2 separate regions of the Homo sapiens genome follow, and region 2 is linked to region 1. A link is an interaction called in ENCODE POLR2A ChIA-PET data of the cell type or tissue named here. Cell type or tissue: A673. All regions are shown on one strand. Each heading gives the region's core, and the rest is flanking DNA. Links, peaks and the distances in the headings are about the cores only. Region 1 has its middle 29 kb from the start of CEP120. Region 2 overlaps CEP120 (centrosomal protein 120).

Region 1 (5,384 bases), core at 1-5,000:
GGGACATCAACTGGAGGTTAGATGTACTTCAGGATATATTAGCAACTGTAATCACAAATTGTTCAGCTATATATTCATAGTAGAAAAGATTATTAGTGGATCAGGGATTCCTAATCATCAGAGTGTGTGGCAGATTAATGTGAAGAGAAGGTTTACAGCCAGGCTTCAGATTATTGTGTACAGCCTGCAGCCAACTGTATCTCTACTATGCCTGTAGTAACAGTGGGTATACATACTTGTGCATATAAACATGACTCATCAGAAATGTCCTGCAGAAAAAAAAAAAATAGTTCGCCATTCCTCACTACTTGTAAACCTACATTTTTCCCTTAGAGTTTCATGTAGATTAATTTCCTTTTCTGTCTACCATTCTAACTCTCAAAGAAAAAGCCTTCTAGGAAATATAAATCAGTGGGTTGCCTCAACTGACATAACACTGAATTGAGAACTTTATCAATAGTTGATATTATGGAGACATTTAGTACTTTTGAGGGAAAGTTGTTTAAGGAAGTAGATACCCATGGGACTATCTTACTAGCACTGCATGCATTTCAGGCTTTTACTGTGCTCAATCAGTAATGTGTTAAAATCACAAAAGCATATGGAAAGCTTTACTTTGTTTAGGAAATATGTTTACTGAATACAGTGCAGGCATATACAGTTGCCCAAAAGGGAAAACTAAGAGGAGATTCTGTTTGCTGATTGCTTAAAGGGGGTTTCAGGATTTTATTAGCATCTTTATGTAACCAGGAAAGGGGAATCAGAGTCCTGGACTGAGCCTAAAGTAAGATTTAAGCCCATTCAAACATGTCTGAGGAACTTTTAAGCAGGACTTTCATGAGTCCATTTGCCAGAGAGTTGCTCTTTGAAAAACGGGAGAGGTAGGGAGGTTTTGTGCCTCAGGTATCCCTGTTTCATAGCCAGGGCCCCAAGCGTGAAGTTTAAAGAGAAAGGCGTAGTAGGCATGAAGCATCGAAGCAAATTCCCTAAAGCACTCAAGGGAGTAGAATGTGGCATCAAGAGGCAGGAGGCTAAGTATTCCCTTCCCTTCTGGGTGGAAAAGACCTTGGCTTTGGTACAGTAAGACTCCTGGAAATCCAATGTTGGGAGCATCTAGGGGAGGCACCCTGGTGTGGCTAGACATTAGCCTTGTCACAGGACCAGCAGCAGGGGAGGTAAAACGTACCCTCAGGTAGCTTAGGCAGGATCTGAGTTTTTGTAAGCCCATGAAAACCTTAAATGGGGAATCCAGACATATATTGGTAAGACTTTAAGTGGGGCAGAATTCCTGAAATCACAGGCAGGGGAATGAACCAGTGTTCTCCCCTCAATATTAGCCTATGTGCAATAATGACCACAGACAACATTTCTTCTGAGCATCTTACAAGTCCTAAATCATCGCCTTTCTAAGTTGGATACTATTATTATCTTAAGGGTTTTTTTTTAGATGATAAAACTGAGACGCAGAAAAGTTAAATGACTTACCTAAGGTGACACAGTAATAAATATAGAGCCCAAAATCAGACCCACCCAGACAATCTGACCCCAGACTTCTCTCTTTACCCCTTTACTATACTGCCTTGCAGTATTAAACACACTGGTCTGAGATCAATCAGGTTACCTATGTGACTTTCTATTTTCTTTCAGGAACATCGTCCAACCCTTATAAATCTAAGTAAACATTAGAAACTGTTTATATTATGATAAATTAATTAGCATTGAAAGTTTTCTCTTTTTTTTTTTTCCCAAGACGCAGTCTCGCTCTGTTGCCTAGGCTAGAGTGCAGTGGTACCATCTCGGCTTACTGCAACCTCTACCTTCCGGGTTCAAGCGATTCTCTTGCCTCAGCCTCCCAAGTAGCTGGTAATAAAGGAGCCTGCCACCACGCCTGGCTAATTTTTTGTGTGTTTTTAGTAGAGATGGGGTTTCTCCATGTTGGCCAGGCTGGTTTCAAACTCCTGACCTCAAGTGATCTGCCCGCCTTGGCCTACCAAAGTGTTGGGATTATAGGCAAGAGCCACCACGCCTATGCATTGCCTAGCCAAAAGTTGTCTAAGTATCATTGGATTTGCAGGAAAAATGGCACTTTAGAATTATTTATTAATTTGACAACTGTATCTAAACACTCATGAATAGCTGTCAAATTAGTGAAGGTAAAAAATGCAAAAAGAGTAGTTGAGGAAGCTTGGTATATGGAATGGACATGGAATGAGCAAAACCTAGTTCAATTTTGACTCTTTTGGCCACATATTTTACTATACTTACATTAATTTCCTTAATGAGAAGCTCTGAATCTAGTAGATGACAACAAAGGAAAGAGCTCCAAAAACATCGCCGGAAACATGCAGGGTTCATAGTAATCAGCTACTTAGAGAAGCATAGAGAGGAAGTAGAATAGGGCACGGAGGGGAGCCTTCCTCTCTTTTAATCATTCTATGTTGTGAAAGCAGATGCATTATAGATTAAAGATCGTGTTTGCATCTAATAGGAGAAGGGTCTGGCTTGACTGTTAGGAGAGGTAGAAAAGCTTTTTAAACATAGCATTTTGATTTGTTTTTTTTAGTTATGGTCTTTGAGAATTCAGCCTGTCAGGGTTTGAGACCTTTTCCTTCAACCTTTTCGTCTGGGTTGTATTCTGTTTAAGTTTTTACTCCAGGCTGAAGGAACCTGGAATCAAGAGTAAATTTACATTTCTTTCTGGCTTCCTGTGATAGGCAAAGGAGGAAAGGATCAGGGCCCCAAAACACTGTCTGGGATTAAACGCTGTATTAAGTTTGGGCCCAGCTCACAGGTACCTAAGGGGAGAGATCGGGAGGGACATACATCCTGGTAACTTTGCAGTGTATTTGTTGGTTACCGTATATTAAGGGCCAAATTTCTGAGTTTCACTTATAAAATGATGATAGCACTGTATATCCTACTTACTTCCCAGAATTGTTTCCAAGATTAAATAAGATGATATACATGTAAGTTTTTAGAAAACTATGTAGATTATTTTAAATTAGTAAGTAATTATTCTTTAAACTATATATTTGTGTGCTATGGCTTTTCCATTAGTAGTTATGATTATCTTAATATAATAGGATTCTTTATTAATCACAAAAGCAGCGATTTTATAATATCTTTTGAAAGTAAGTATATTATACTACAATTTGTGCTCTGTAGTCTTATTCAAGTTGAATGACTTTTCATTTATATATTTTTTATTCTTTCCTAAATTTTGAGTGCCTTGAATTCAGGGAGTATTGGATTCATCTTTATTCCCAAGCTTCCGTCACTCAATAAAAGTATGTGACCCAGATGAGTGAATATGCAACCAATCAGTGATTCATAGTCACCAAGGTACATATGTGAAGAAAATGTGATAAAATTTTCATCAAGTGAAAAATGTAGATTGTTAAATAATTTTTGAGAGAATAGAAGTGTTGGATTATTTGTTAAATGACTATACTAAATGTCTTCAGTTCTGGTTTAATGTGTTTGGAGGTTCATAAATTCTTTCAGGCTACTAGGATGCCCTTTTAGTTAAGATAAAACCCTATTTTACTAATGGTACCCTAGTGACCTCTGGACATTAGTGAAAACTGCCTAATTTATGCCTGTGGCTAACTCGTTTATCAAATAAAGTCCCACCCAGAATACAGACATAAAGAGAAGCAGGGTTTAGATCACTCCAGGGGCAACTGAGCATCTGTTCAGTGCCCCAGGAGGCAAGATATTGAAAAACATATTTGAGAATGAAGAGATGTAGGGCCCTAATCCTGACTCTGCCACCAAACAGCTGTGCGACCTCAGCTAATCAAGCCTGTTTTCTAATCTTGAAACTCGCAGTGGATCTCAACCACTACTAATTTACCACAAATATATATATGTAGCATAGATGGCAGGCCTGAGTTTTTTGAACAAATTTTAAGACATTATTATAATGAAAGGAAGCACAAAACTCATAAAATTTTGTGTTTGCATTTTGTTGTTGTTTACTGTTTTTTTCTGTTATGGTGAGACCCAGGAGTTTGGTGGATTTATACCATATAAGAGGTTGAAAACCAGTGGAACTGAATGATTCCTACTACATGTTCCACACTAAGGTTCTGTGAGTCTAGTTAATCACTGAGTGTTTGTATGAAAGGAAACAAAGCTGGCCATGAGCCAGAATTTGTTCTAGTTGTCAAGCCAAAGCCTGCCCCTCAAAATAATGAGCTTTTAAAGTGGCTAAAACTGTTTTTATTCTTACAGTGAGCAGCTTGCTTATAATAAAAGGATAGCAGACTTCAAGAGTGTTCTATTCCCTACAAATCTAATATCCACATCAAATGAATCTGCCATAGACAATTATAGTTGCAAAAATTAGAAATGATTGTCATAATTTTTCCCTTAGAGTTTAACCACATATGACAGGGAATTTTTTTCAAAGTTATCTGCTGTATTTTAAAAAGCCAACAATTTTCTTATTCTGTGTAAAATGCAAAATTTCTTTCTAAAAAAATTAAATGAGACAAAATTATTGTTTTCTTCATCTCATTGAAGAAGAGAAAACAAGACAGTATGTTCCAATTAGCATAAATACACAACAGATATTTTCTGCTGCAGACTTAGATCTCTGATAGGAGACATTATGTCTGGTACAAGTTATCAGGAAAGGATCGAAAGTATTTTGTAGCATGACATAAACAAAGGCACAAAAAGCAGAAGGGAAAAGAAAACTGTAGCTACCACAGCAACAATGAAACAGCATAACATTTTACTAACCTTTCAAAATTTTCAAGATTCAGGAGTGACTCAAAAGCAGTGAGTTATTTTACAGAGCTAAAATCAGAATCAGAACACTTTTAACAGTTCTAAAGGAGAGAAAAATAGAAACCAAATAATCATTATGAAAACTTGCAATGATTAAAATAATTAGAAATATTAACGGGAAAAAGGAGTATGTGAAAGGACATGAATTGAAAACAAATGTATATGTGCCATTATATATTACCACAAATCCGCCTTTACCTCCAAGTAGACTAGCCTAGGTAATAGATTTATCTAGCTCTAATTTATATGAACTGGATCATGGAAGGATAAGATTTCTAGAAGAAAGTCATTAATCTATTAGTCAGTGTTTTCAGAACTGAGAACTGTTGCAATATGTATATACTGGTTGGGAGACAATTCTCCGTGGGTCTTTCACATTTATGCACATATTGTGACTGCCCTTTTTTGTGGATAATCTCAAGGGTGTTTGTATAGTGAATGGACTTGGCAAATGGAGAAAGTGTTGCGCTTCTGAACAAAGGTTTGCTTACAGCCTTAGAAGATAGAGACAGTGTCAAGCCTCTGGGGCAATGGACAGGCATGCCTAATATCCAGTATAACAAAGAGAATATCTCATTCCAAAGCAA
Region 2 (5,384 bases), core at 385-5,384, 52 kb after region 1:
TCAGGTGGTGCACAATTTTGATTTGTCCTATTTCTGATGCTAACTTTGATTACTTGATTAAAGTGTTGTATGTTAGTGCTCTCAACTGTAAACTTGCTCTTTTTTCCTTTGTAATTAATAACTCTTTTGTGGGGCAGAATTGTGAAATTATGAATATATTCAATTTCTCATTAGACCTTCAATTCGTTTATTTATATCAGTGTGAATTTACAGTTTTCTCTTTTTATTTAGTGTTTTACAATATTTAACTACGCTTAATTGTTTGTCCCAGATTTGGGCAGCCCTTTTAAGTTGCTTTTGTTTCCTTTTGAATGTCTCCATGATTCTTTGAACTTATCAACAAATATTTTCAGGCACAGCAAGATGTTCCAAGCTCATCTTGTGCTTACTCTGTCTCAGCTCTGGATTCAGCCATTTCTCTAAGGAGCCCTGCTTCCTTTCGGTAAAGAATGATTTTTAGAAGCCAAGATCTAGGTGCTAGGTATGTTAGCTGATATCGAGGTGTCACTGTTCCCAGGCCCTTTCAGTAGACAAAGTGAGGGAATTTGTGCATATATGTGTACACACACATATAAATACATACACACATTTGTATATATACATATGGTCTTACCTGTTTTGTGCTGCTATGATAGAACACTACAGACTGGGTAATTTATAAAGAACAAATTTATTTCTCGCAGTGCTGGAGGCTGGGAAGTTCAAGATCAAGGCACTGGCATCTGGTGAGGGACTTCGTCCTACATCCTCACATATTGGAAGGCTGAAGAGCAAGAGAGGAACTCTCTCCACCAAGCCTTTTTATAAGGGCACCTGATCTCATTCATTAGGGAGGAGCTCTCATGACCTAATCACCTGTTTAAGACCATATCTCCTAATACCATCACATTGGCCATTAAGTTTCAACACCTGAGTTTTGGAGGGGACACATTGAAACCATAGCACATATACACCATTTTGCTTATATTTATCAATATACATTGAACAGTGCCAGGTGCGGTGGCTCACGCCTGTTCCAGCACTTTGGGAGGCTGAGGCAGGTGGATCACTTGAGGCCAGGAGTTTGAGACTGGCCTGGCCAACATGGTGAAACCCCTTCTCTACTAAAAATAGAAAAAATTAGCCTGGCTTGGTGGCACAAGCCTGTAATCCCAGCTACTCAGGAGGCGGAGGCAGCAGAATTGCTTGAATCCGGGGGGGCAGAGGTTGCAGTAAGCCGAGATCCACTGCAGCCTGGGTGACAGAGCAAGACTCTGTCTCAATAAAAAACAAAAAACAGACCAAGAAGCAGCTTCTCCGCTCCTTCTAGGATCTCTGCCTGGTTCGGCCCGCCTGCCTCCACTCCTGCCTCCACCATGTCCATTAGGGGACCCAGAAGTCCTACAAGGTGTCCACCTCTGGCCCCCGGGCCTTCAGCAGCCACTCCTACACAAGTGGGCCCGGTGCCCACATCAGCTCCTCAAGCTTCTCCCAAGTGGGCAGCAGCTGCTTTCGGGGTGGCCTGGGCGGCGGCTGTGGTGGGGCCAGCGGCATGGGAGGCATCACCGCGGTCACAGTCAACCAGAGCCTGCTGAGCCCCCTTGTCCTGGAGGTGGACCCCGACATCCAGGCTGTGTGCACCCAGGAGAAGGAGCAGATCAAGACCCTCAACAACAAGTTTGCCTCCTTCATAGACAAGGTACGGTTCCTGGAGCAGCAGAACAAGATGCTGGAGACCAAGTGGAGCCTCCTGCAGCAGCAGAAGACGGCCGGGAGCAACATGGACAACATGTTCAAGAGCTACATCAACAACCTTAGGCGGCAGCTGGAGACTCTGGGCTAGGAGAAACTGAAGCTGGAGGCGGAGCTTGGCAACATGTAGGGGCTGGTGGAGGACTTCAAGAACAAGTATGAGGATGAGATCAATAAGCGTGCAGAGATGGAGAATGAATTTGTCCTCATCAAGAAGGATTGTGGATGAAGCTTACATTAACAAGGTAGAGCTGGAGTCTCGCCTGGAAGGGCTGACTGATGAGATCAACTTCCTCAGGCAGCTGTATGAAGAGGAGATCCGGGAGCTGCAGTCCTGGATCTCAGACACATCTGTGGTGCTGTCCATGGACAACAGCCGCTCCCTGGACATGAACAGCGTCATCGCTGAGGTCAAGGCACAGTACGAGGAGATCGCCAACCGCAGCCAGGCCGAGGCTGAGAGCATGTACCAGATCAAGGATGAGGAGCTGCAGAGTCTGGCTGGGAAGCATGGGGATAACCTGCGGTGCACAAAGACTAAGATCTCCGAGATGAACCGGAACATCAGCCGGCTCCAGGCTGAGAATGAGGGCCTCAAAGGCCAGAGGGCTTTCCTGGAGGCCGCCATTGCAGATGCCGAGCAGTGTGGAGAGCTGGCCATTAAGGATGCTAACGCCAAGTTGTCGAGCTGGAGGCCGCCCTGCAGCGGGCCAAGCAGGACATGGCGTGGCAGCTGCGTGAGTACCAGGAGCTGATGAACGTCAGGCTGGCCCTGGACATCGAGATCGCCACCTACAAGAAGCTGCTGGAGGGCGAGGAGAGCCGGCTGGAGTCTGGGATGCAGAACATGAGTATTCATACGAAGACCACCAGCGGCTATGCAAGTGGTCTGAGCTCGGCCTGTGGGGGCCTCACAAGCCCCGGCCTCAGCTACGGCCTGGGCGCCAGCTCCTTCAGCCGCACCAGCTACTCCAGGGCCGTGGTTGTGAAGATCGAGACACGTGATGGGAAGCTGGTGTCCGAGTCCTCTGACGTCCTGCCCAAGTGAACAGCTGTGGCAGCCCCTCCCAGCCTACCCCTCCTGCGCTGCCCCAGAGCCTGGGAGGGAGGTCACTATGCAGGGTAGCACTGGGAACAGGAGACCCACCTGAGGCTCAGCCCTAGGCCTCAGTCCACCCGCGGGGGAGTTTACTGCCTGGGGACCCCCCCTTTGCCCATGCCTCCAGCTACAAAACAATTCAGTTGCTTTTTTTTTTTTTTTTGGTCCAAAATAAAACCTCAGCTAGCTCTGCAAAAAAAAAAAAAAAGCCATATATATATGTATATGTATGTATTTATGTGTATATATATGTATATATATGATATCTGAATTGATGCTGCTCTATATATATGTATATAGACGCTTCAGTATATATATTGTCAATTCAGATTGACACCTTCAATTCCATTCCAGCACCGCAAGATTCTAGTTTTCATCTTCACCCTATTTGTAACTCCCTTCCCTGTCAGTGAGAACATGTCATACTTATTTTAACTTCTAAGCTCTATTGGCCTTATTGTATGACGGCTGCCTTTATTAAAGTGCTTAATGGGTCAGAGTCTGTGCTAAATGCTTTGCTTTCATTATTTGATTTGATCTTTCAACAACTCTATAAAAGCTTTCTAGAAAAAAAAAAATGGAGACTAAAAGAGATGGATATGGGTTCCCTGTGCAACAAGTCAAGGACAGAACTGGGATTGGAACCTTGGTCTATGCGACTTAGATATCTGTGCTCTTAATTATTATACTGTTTTCAGCCACTGCTACTGTAAGCACAACTCTTTAGGATTAACTCCTAGAAGAAGGATTGCTCGTTTATAGGGTATGCACATGTAAAATTTTGATAGGCCCTGATATATCACCCTCTAATTGGTTATTCTAGCATGTACCTGCCAACATTGAGAGCATTCACTTTCCTGCGTTCTCCTCAACATTGGATATTATCAATTATTTTAGTTGTGTATGTTTTTTGTTTTTTAAATCAATTTGAAAAACCTTGTCCCTCTTCAGTCTCCTCATACTAAAGCCTATTTGATTATGTCAGTTTTCTTCTCAAAACTAGTTTCATGATTTTCTCTTATTCTTAGAAAACTATCCAAAAATGTTTCTGGATAGCATACAGAAGGACTGTATGATATGGCCTCTGCTTATCCAGCCCCACCTCCCTCTGTATGTCGGTTCTCACTCTGTGATCTGGCACCCTATGCCTGTGTCAGTTTTCTCACACATGCTTTCTCTTGCTTCTGTGTTTTTGTACATACTGTCCCTTCTGTCTAGAACACTCTTTTTTTTACTCCCCCATTCCCTGTTCAGCTGCCCTTTTCTTCTTAGCCATATCTAGCTTATTCACTTTCCAGTTTAGATTCACTGTAAAACCTATGTTAGATGCCTTTTCTATGTGGTTTATTACCTTAAGGTTTTAAAAATGTTACTCCAGAATTTTACTTTTACATACAGAAAGACAATGCTGGTTAAGTAAGGTTTCTTTGGTGAGTATGTAAGAGAGTAAAGGAAACCTTATTAGATATTAACTGTATTCATGAAAATTACCAAGCAAATTACAAAATATAATCAGTTTTAAAAATCTTATAATGGTTTATGACAAACTACAATGTAGTTTAATCGTGTTTTTCTCTGTAAAGTACCTGCCATCCTGGCTGGACTTGACCCCAGGGACATTGTGGCTGTGCTGAATGAAGAGGGAGGCTACCATCAGATTGGACCAGCAGAATACTGTACTGACTCCTTTATTATGTCAGTGACCATAGCATTTGCTACCCAGTTGGAACAGGTGAGACTTTTCATGAGATTGGTGACTTACGAATAATTTGAAAACTATGTAAAACATTTTACCTTTCAGGTATTAAAAAGACTTGCAAGTAGACTTTTTTTTTTTAACTTTTGAAAAATGAGTTCAAAACATGTTTTCTTTCATACTGGAAAGAAAACTTCTTAATTTAGAAAAAATAGATTTTGATGATCTTGATTGTAAGAGAATAAATCTCTCAGGATTTAGGAGAATGGCCATCAGTTAACATTGTTTTCCATTGTACTGTGTGGCATTGTAAGGACTGACATGGAAGGATTTTTAAATTTGTGAACGATTTACTTTTTGGAGAAACTTACAATGTCAGGAATACTTTCTGCCACTAATACTTAATGCCTATAGAGTTTTGGGTTCTATTTTATCTTGTTTATAAACTAATAAATTAAGCTGTTACTGTCATGGATGCTAGCAGAAGACACAGGTTCTTGGATCAGAAACAAAAGAATTTATTACCCTTAGTAGCAGAGCAAGAACATGAATATTGGTATATTTCCTTCAGTTGCCCTTACCCCAGGTCCCATGGGGACTACACAGAGGGGCCCAGGTGGTTGCTCTACACATAGTGGGTTTTATCACAGCTGAGGAAACTGAATTTGGGGAACCTGCCACTTTCATTGTAAGCAGTAAGCAGGCCTAGTCTTTGTCCAGGAAGACACATTACCTTATCTCTCAAGCTGCTTAAACAACCCTGGGAAATGGGCTGAGTAAAAGAGTGGTCTGGGCCTTGCAGTCTTGCCATACTCTGCAAGAATGTCCAGGGATGCTCAGGGCTCATGGTAGATTGCC

Evidence for each region. Peaks named below come from ENCODE experiments on the same cell type or tissue, not always from the same donor. Only the 100,000 strongest peaks of a DNase experiment are listed, where the experiment ranks them.
Region 2: POLR2A ChIA-PET joins it to region 1 with 8 read pairs; 3 of 35 experiments call an interaction of 5 or more read pairs at or near these places.

The regions. Positions count from the first base shown.
Region 1 is chr5:123,449,597-123,454,980 of GRCh38, reverse strand. No RefSeq gene overlaps it. Among named protein-coding and RNA genes, the nearest start is that of CEP120, 29 kb to the right of the region's middle. In A673, for the core only: no CTCF peak of the experiment used is centred there; DNase peaks (open chromatin) are centred at 250, 2,370 and 4,150; H3K4me3 peaks cover 1,305 bases; H3K27ac peaks cover 4,078 bases.
Region 2 is chr5:123,398,314-123,403,697 of GRCh38, reverse strand. It overlaps CEP120 (centrosomal protein 120), which reads left to right. Exons shown (of 20, transcript NM_001375405.1): 5 at 4,414-4,562. It also overlaps the pseudogene KRT8P33. Among named protein-coding and RNA genes, the nearest start is that of CEP120, 22 kb to the left of the region's middle. In A673, for the core only: no CTCF peak of the experiment used is centred there; no DNase peak of the experiment used is centred there.